Regions from separate parts of the Homo sapiens genome. Here region 2 is linked to region 1. A link is an interaction called in ENCODE POLR2A ChIA-PET data of the cell type or tissue named here. Cell type or tissue: K562. All regions are shown on one strand.

Evidence for each region. Peaks named below come from ENCODE experiments on the same cell type or tissue, not always from the same donor. Only the 100,000 strongest peaks of a DNase experiment are listed, where the experiment ranks them.
Region 2: POLR2A ChIA-PET joins it to region 1 with 5 read pairs; 1 of 35 experiments calls an interaction of 5 or more read pairs at or near these places.

What each region holds. Positions count from the first base shown.
Region 1 is chr9:88,932,525-88,936,524 of GRCh38, forward strand. No RefSeq gene overlaps it. Among named protein-coding and RNA genes, the nearest start is that of S1PR3, 57 kb to the right of the region's middle. RefSeq lists an enhancer at 290-584. In K562, no CTCF peak of the experiment used is centred here; a DNase peak (open chromatin) is centred at 457.
Region 2 is chr9:87,673,045-87,677,044 of GRCh38, forward strand. The region is part of intron 19 of DAPK1 (death associated protein kinase 1); the gene reads left to right. Among named protein-coding and RNA genes, the nearest start is that of CTSL, 51 kb to the right of the region's middle. In K562, no CTCF peak of the experiment used is centred here; a DNase peak (open chromatin) is centred at 1,727; H3K4me3 peaks cover 212 bases.

The DNA of each region.
Region 1 (4,000 bases):
TGGAAAACGATAGACGTCAAAACTCAGGTGTTTGATATTTTATGTTACGTTTTAATAGCATAAGGAAAAATAGAGCAGTTATTCTAACAAGCAGGGCAGAGGCTTCATGAAGCACAGCTCTAATTAGTACTATACAGTGTATACATACATATGTATCATATTTTCCAGTTCACACTGTTGTAGAAAAAAAAAAAACGGGTTCTTGTCACATGACAGGAAAAGTTAGGCATGCAGACACTTTGAAAGGTGAGGGGAACGGAATTCACTTGGCGAAAAGGAAAAGGGAAAAATAACTCTCAGCAAAGCAAGAGAGAGTCCTGCTAGCAGGTTTTCCATCTCACAAATTGAATTCCAGGTCACCACACAAGAACAGGAGAAGCCAGGCTCCTCCCCGCTGCAAACCGCGTGAATTCCCCGTGGCTCCACCTACTTCCCCCAGTGCGCATGTTGGGCACCGGTCTGCTGTGAGCATGCTCAGACAAGCCCTGGGCAGGTTCCCTCATCTGCACAAAAGCATCCATGCAAACACTCGCGGGGCTGGTCGGAGATTCGCAGCGGACCCCTTTTTATCTTCCTGGGCATTTTGCTGTCTCAACACCACACCACACCTCTGGCATGTTTTATGGAAATATAGCTATAGAGATGGTTATATATAGATAGATATTTTTAACTGGAATGCTAAAAAAAACTGTCATTTATTTATTTTTTAAATATTGAGCTCTATTCAGTGGATATAGAGCTGTTTACATTTTTTTCTTCCTTTCTTTCCTTCCTCCTTTCTTCCTTCCTTTCCACTTTTCTTTTTTTCTTTTCTTTTCTTTTTAGAGACAGGGTCTTGCTATGTTGCTCAGGCTACCTCAAACTCCTAGGCTCAAGTGATCCTCCCACCTCAGCCTCCCAACTATAGGTGTGAACTACCACAGCTGGCTAAAGCTGTCTTTTACTGAGTGGCTATTTTATGTCCTGTCATGCACAGTGCTAGGTGCTTTGGAACAAGCATTTCATTTATTTCTTGAAACAACCCTATGAGGAAGGTATATACTGGGTTGAATTAGTGTCCCCAAAATTCATGTCTGTGCAGACCTGTGACTATGATCTTACTTGGAAATGAGGTCTTTGCAGAAGCAATCAAGTTAAGTTCATGCTGGATTAGGGAATAGGTCGTAACGTGATAACTGGTGTGCTTATAAGAAGAGGGAAATTTGGACACAGGCACATAGGGGACAGGGTTGTGTGAAGATGGAGGCAGAGATTGGGGTGATGATTCACCTTGAAAACAAGGCACACCAAGGCTTGCTAACAGACACCAGAAGCTAGCAAAAAGGCAAGACAGGATTCTCCCCTAGAGCTGTAGCAGGACGAGCCGCAGACAAACCCCTCAGACACTGAGTTAAAGAAGGAAGGTACTTTATTCAGGCAGGAGCTTTGGCAAGACTCACATCTCAAAAACCGAGCTCCCTGAGTGAGCAATTCCTGTCCCTTTTAAGGGCTTACAACTCTAAGGGGGTCCGTGTGAGAGGATCTTGATCAATTGAGCAAGCAGGTGGTAAGTGACTGGGGGCTGCATGCACCGGTAATCAGAACGGAACAGAACAGGAAAGGGATTTTCACAGTGCTTCTCCAAACAATGTCTGGAATCTATAGATAACATAACCGGTTAGGTCAGGGGTCGATCTTTAACTACCAGGGCCAGGGTGCAGCGCTGGGCTGTCTGCCTGTGGATTTCATTTTTGCCTTTTAGTTTTTACTTCTTCCTTCTTTGGAGGCAGAAATTGGGCATAAGACAATATGAGGGGTGGCCTCCTCCCTTAGAGCCTTCAAACTTGTGGACTCTAGAACTGTAAAAGAATAAACTTCTGTTCTTTTAAGCCACTTAGTTTGTGGTGGTTTCTTGCAGCAGCTCTAGAAAACTAATACGTGGTATATTTATCCCCATTTGATACATCAAGACAATTAGGATCAGTAGAATTAAGAAAACTACCAAAGGCCACACAGTTCCTCACTGAAGAAACAGAAATCAAACACAGCAAGGTGGTTCCCAGGGACACCTGGAACCACAGGCCATACTACCTCCCAGTTTTTGGAAAATTCCACAGGAAAATTTTTTAAAAAATATTTCAGCATTTATTTTGAGTAGTTGAACAATAGATTACTTTTATCTTCTTCATCATAATTTTTGTTATTCTTTGTTTTATACTGAACACAAAATCTTAGGGTTATAAGGTTTATAACCCAAAGAAAATAGCTGTTATTAAAGAACTATGGCTCCAACAAAGGTGGGACCATGGTCCCAGGTACGGGCAGCCACTACACCTGTCCCTTCCATCACCTCCCTCAGGACAGTTGTGTTGAGTCTAAATCCAAAAAACAGTAGTGGCTTTCCCTCCTATGAAAGAGCCTCACAGTGCAGCAGAGTCCGGTAACCAAATCACTAGTTGTTCAATCACCCAAGACAGTTTGGAATGAGCCTGGGTGGAATTTCCAAGAGAGTGGAGACCATCCTTCAAGACCCAGATTCTCGAGGAGCATTCTTTTATCAGTGATTTTCCTGCTTCATCGCACACCATCCTGTGACCCAACACCACTGATGTTGTCTGATTCAAAAAGACAGGGTGCACAAGTACAATTATTTCCGCCAAAATTGATAAACATTTCTGTTTACCAGACGAGGGCTTTGGAAATGCCACCCAGATGAGAACTTGGACACAGGTGTGTTGGCCTCCTTCCTCCTAATTCCACTGGAGTAACCACTGGAGGCAATAGCAGGCCTAGGCTCTTCTTTTCTGGCCTTTGCTTTCCTAAAATCTGACTGTATTAAAGAGGTTATCCTAAGAGCCTTTGTTGGCAACAAGAGGAAAGAGAGAGATTTCTCAGAGGCTAAGCAAGTATGTGGAGACAGGGAGAGGAGTGGTTGGGAGTAGAAACAAAGAACCCAGAGGAGGAGTGAGACCAGACAAGGAATAGAGGGTGAACCCAAGCACTGGGGCTCTCAGCCTTGGCTAAAATTCCTGTATCCCTCTCGGGTCATGGGAATAGAGAGCTTCCAGGTCCACTGGGCCACTGCCAGCTAAGACAGTGAGGAAGCCTGCAGCCTCTATGATGAATCTCAGTCTAGCAGCCCTTCCTATCACTTGGATGACCCTCGGGGTGTAATCTAGGAGAGCAAGAGATTACAAGACTGCCTGAGATCCAGTTCTACACCATCCTGAAAGCATAAAGATTTAGTCATATTTCAAGAAAAATAAAGGAATAGATATGTCTTGCTTAATGGAGGTTGGGGTCTGAAGCTTGTATCTACTACTTATCAACACACATATGAGTTTTTCTTGTGGTTTAGGCTTTTCTTGACTTTAGGAAACCAAGTCTGAAACAAAAAAATTTGTGAGAAAAATCATTTGTATGAATATATATATATATATATATATATATATATATATATATATATATACTGAAATATATTTGAAAATATATACTGAAAGTATATATTTCAGATACTGAAATAAATGTCAGTGTGTGGACATTCAAGGGTGACTGCGCACACACATGAATATATTCACTGGCTCTGTCTGCCAAGAGGGTCTGGAAGCATAACATCCCAGGGCAACAAGTTCATCCAGCACCCAAATCTTGTTATCTAAAAACCATTTTCCAATAAATGGAAACACGATTCCCCAGAGAATTGGCTGATTCTAGGACAGGGGCAGAGAAACTACAAAATGAGCCTGGAAAATCTTGCAGTGCCGGCAATTAAGAAAGTTCTCACAAAAAAAAGGAACAAAAAATAACAAGTCAGAGGCATTTTGAAAGAGCATAAGGGCCAACCTGAAAAAAAAAATCCCAATGGCCAAAATCAGAACAAATTGAGCAATACAATAAATAAGGAGAGTGTTTGCTTGTGACCCAGAGAGTAAAATAAATATCTGTGAGTACTTACTGATATAAATAAATGATTGAAAAATAAATAAATGAGGAAATAGACAAATCTTCCTTAATAATTTCT
Region 2 (4,000 bases), 1.3 Mb before region 1:
AGTGTTTCTCACTGGGTGCTGTTGGCAGTTTGGGTGACTGGGAGGCCCTGTCCTTGCAGGATGTTTCTTGTCCCTGGCCTCCAAGCATCTAACATGCTAGCATTCCCTACAGCCATATTGTGAAAACCAAAAGAATCCCTCCACACATTTTCTCTCAACCCCTAGGGTGCTACCACACTCTGCAAGAACCACTGCAGGTTGATCCAAAGCGCTGTCCTGGGGAGAGGTCTGTATCTGGGACAGCTGAGGATGGTGGCCCTACATTGCCTGCCATTTTATTTGGTTTCCAAATGGGCCAATTGAGCAAAAGAAATACTTTCTATCTACGCTGTCAGCTTTCATCAGTTGACATTGCCTAGCAATGTGTCTTTAAACTATATTTGCTAGGGAAGCAATGGGATTTGGCATCTGGAAATAGAACCAAAATCATCCTGTTTGCCCGCAGCAGTGGAAGATGTGCAGGGGAGAGGGACTGGCTGTTTTGATCACTGGAGAGTTCAAGGGGCAGGAGACTGAAGACTGCTGAGGCCAAGGCTACAGCTCTTGGGGAAGAAGGAACCTGGGGCAGGGCTGAGCTGCATGGGATCGACTCTGACGCACCTCCACATTAAGTGAACTCGGGCAGTAGTGTGCAGGAGCCTCTGGTGCTGTCCCTGAGCGCCGAGCTTGTTTTCCCAACCTGGTGACATCACATGGGAGTCTTGAAATCAGCCAGGGAGGGAGCATTTGCACCACAGGAATCAGCAAATGCTAGAGATGAAGTCTGCTTCTCCCTACCAAAGGTTGTTGATAGGTTCATCATTGCTTTGGGGGTCCCTGAGAGCCCGCGCTTGGCTGTAGGTACCACCTTATCACAGAGGGAAGTTGTACCTTCTACTTCCTTGCGCTCAGTCAGTAACAGAGCCCTGGGCAGCTGTCCAAACCTGCCTGAGGACTGTGTTGTTGCTCAGCCAAACCCAGTTCTCCTTCTAGAAGAAAGGAGGGACCCCTTCTATGGGAAAGGGGTTGATCTAGATTTTTATATCAGCACCCATTTTTACTATAATCACTGCAAGTTCCATTCTTATCTGATTTTAAAATAAGAATTTCAAGGGGGTTGAGGAGTTGGCTTATTTTTATTTTGTTTGGCCATCCTTCTAATCAGATTTTCCGTAAGCCTGAAATTAAAAGTAGGCTGGGTGCGGTGGCTCACGCCTGTAATCCCAGCACTTTGGGAGGCTGAGGCAGGCAGATCACCTGAGGTCAGTAGTTGAAAACCAGCCTGGCCAACATGGTGAAACCCCGTCTCTACAAAAAAAATTAAAATTAAAATTAAAATAAATTAGCCAGAGATGGTGGTGTGTGCCTGTAGTCCCAGCTACTCGGGAGGCTGAGGCAGTAGAATCGCTTGAACCCAGGAGGTGGAGGTTGCAGTGCACTGAGATCATGCCACTGCATTCCAGCCTGGGTGACAGAGTAAGACTCTGTCTCAAAAAAAAAAAAAAAAAAAAAAAAAGTAGTTTGCTTTTACTAAACCTAAGACCCAACAGTGAAGAAAGGTGGCCAGGAATATTTTGAAAAATGAAAACAATTGGGGAGTTGCCCAGATTGAAAAATTCACCACCTGTAAACTGCATTTGCGTAATTAAAAGTTGCTGCACCATCCGTGCAGTCTCACTGCACCCTGCCACATGGGCAAGGCCACATCGCCTCTCAGTGCTCTTATCTGGCCTTCCCAGACCGTGAATGGTCTTCCCCATCAGCTTGCTAATGTTTAGTCTTCTTGTCTGATGAGAAAGTGAAAGCTAAGTTGCTAGGGAGAAAACAGTACTGGAAGAAAGAAAAGTAGAAACTAGGAGATTTACCAGGGCTTCAAAGAGCAACACAGTTACCAAATAACATTCATTCACTCACACACTGAAAAGATATTTCCAGTGTCTACTGTAAGAGCTGTTCTAGGCACTGCAGAGACCACAGTGAACAAAATCGGCAGAACCCAGCCAAGAAACCGATAAGAAAAATGTGTAAGTCAGGTCAAGGGGTGGCAAACAATGGCCTACAACCCACTGCCTGCTTCTGTAAATAAAGTTTTATTGAGACACAGCTACACACTCTTGTCTGTGCCTGGTGTTCCTACATGGCAGAGTTGAGTTGCCACAGAGACCATCTGGCCCTCTACAGAAAGGGTTGCTGCCTCCTGGGGTAGGTGCCATGCAGGGAATTGAAACAGGATGAAGTGAGATGAGAGGATGGTGGAGTCTACTTTCACCTGGCTGATGAGGACCTCTCTGATGTGACACTGAAACCAAGACCTGAAGGGCAAGAAGAAGGAAGCAGCCCGAGGAAGGGCTGGAGGAAGACAGAGGAATAGGGAGTGCAAGGGGCCGGGTAGTGAAGGGTTGGAGGAGCTCAAGCATAAAACAACAAAGAAGGAGGGTAACTGGGCTAGGGTCAGAGGATGTACCTGGGTGTGCAGGCAGAGAACAATGCCCGACATGACCCGAGAGGCGGCACAGCTCTATAGACCTTACCCAGCGGGTGAGGAGTTTGGGTTTGGGCCAAGTGCAGGCAGGTGTGAGATCTGCCTTAGGTTTAGGAATTCTCCCGGCTGCTCAGACTGGAGCCTCAGGGTCAGGATGGGGAGCAGAGGGACCTGATAGGAGGTGATCTTGGCAGCCAGGGGAGATGTGACGGTGCTTGGACTGGGGCTGTCCAGGCTCTATTACTTAGTGAGCCTTGGGCAAGAATACCAGGGAGGCTCCTACTCCTGTGTAAATATTTAAAGGATGTGATTAGAGCTAATACAGGTAAATACATTCTACCCTACACACACACACACACACACACACACACACACACACACACACACACACCCTTATGACCACCTGGAAGGTTCTGAGTCAGAATTCTGCGCTCCTTGGAGTTCGGTTCTGCCTCCTCCTCTCCCCAGCCTGGTCTCGCCCTGACTGCAGGAGGTCTTGCCCACACCCTGGATGCCCCAGGTCTCCTGAGTACCCTCCAGCCACACCCACAGACCTAGGGGACACACACTGGAGAGCACTTCAAACCATGAGCCAAAAATGTCGGTGGCACCATAGTCCCCTCTCCTCTCCCCTAGAGGTGTTGGCTGCACATGGCTCCCACCTGGCCCAGCCAGGGAGGGCCCGACCAGCCTGGGCTTCGTGCCAGCCAGGTCTCAGGGTTGTCTTGTAACTTGTGTTAAACACACACTGTGTAAGGACTACTGAACTCCCCCTCCAAATAAATCAGTCTTCCTAGCACCTTCTAGACCTGGCCTGGAGCCCTCTCTGAGTTGGAGATAGATCATTACGTGGATGAAAGCTGCTTTCCCAGGGAGAGGCCTCTGCGCCACAACCCGTCCCTACCCGCCATCTGGTAGTGAAACGTGAAAACGTGCCTCCACCAATGAGGGAGATATATTCGGATGTGCTTAGATTCCCCAAGGTTCTTAGTGAGCAGGACGAGGGGTCATCTGCCAGGATCAGCTGAGATTTTCTTGTGAAGGGAAATACCCGAGGATATTTTGCTTTTCTTTGCCTTTCAAGATGATGGTGAATTCTGTAAGTCTAGATCAGCGCAGTTTCCTGGCCTCTCTTCCCAAAGACTTGGTGAAGGGTGAGTGGGCACATCTTGGCCAAGGCTGACAGCTCCTGGTGGAGGGGAAGGGGGTGCACCAAGGACAGGTGCACTCCAATATTTCACTCCAAAGGGTGCCCTATTCAGGAAGTGCCTTCCGAGTGGGATGCACTGTGAGGGGCCCTCCTTGGATGGTCCTCAGTGCTGTGGGGTTCACCTTCAATGTGCACATCCCTGTCTGTTCCTGTCTCCTCTGCTTCTGAGGAACCTGCCACCTCCCTTTCAGTGTCCAGCAGTGGGAGGAAGACCTGGTAGTGAGTTCTGGCTTTGCTCTGTCACCTTGGGCAAGTGCCTTGGCCTCTCCAAGCCTCAATTTCCTCATCCGAAAGGGAGGAGGATGGCATTAACCACAAAGGTTCCTTGG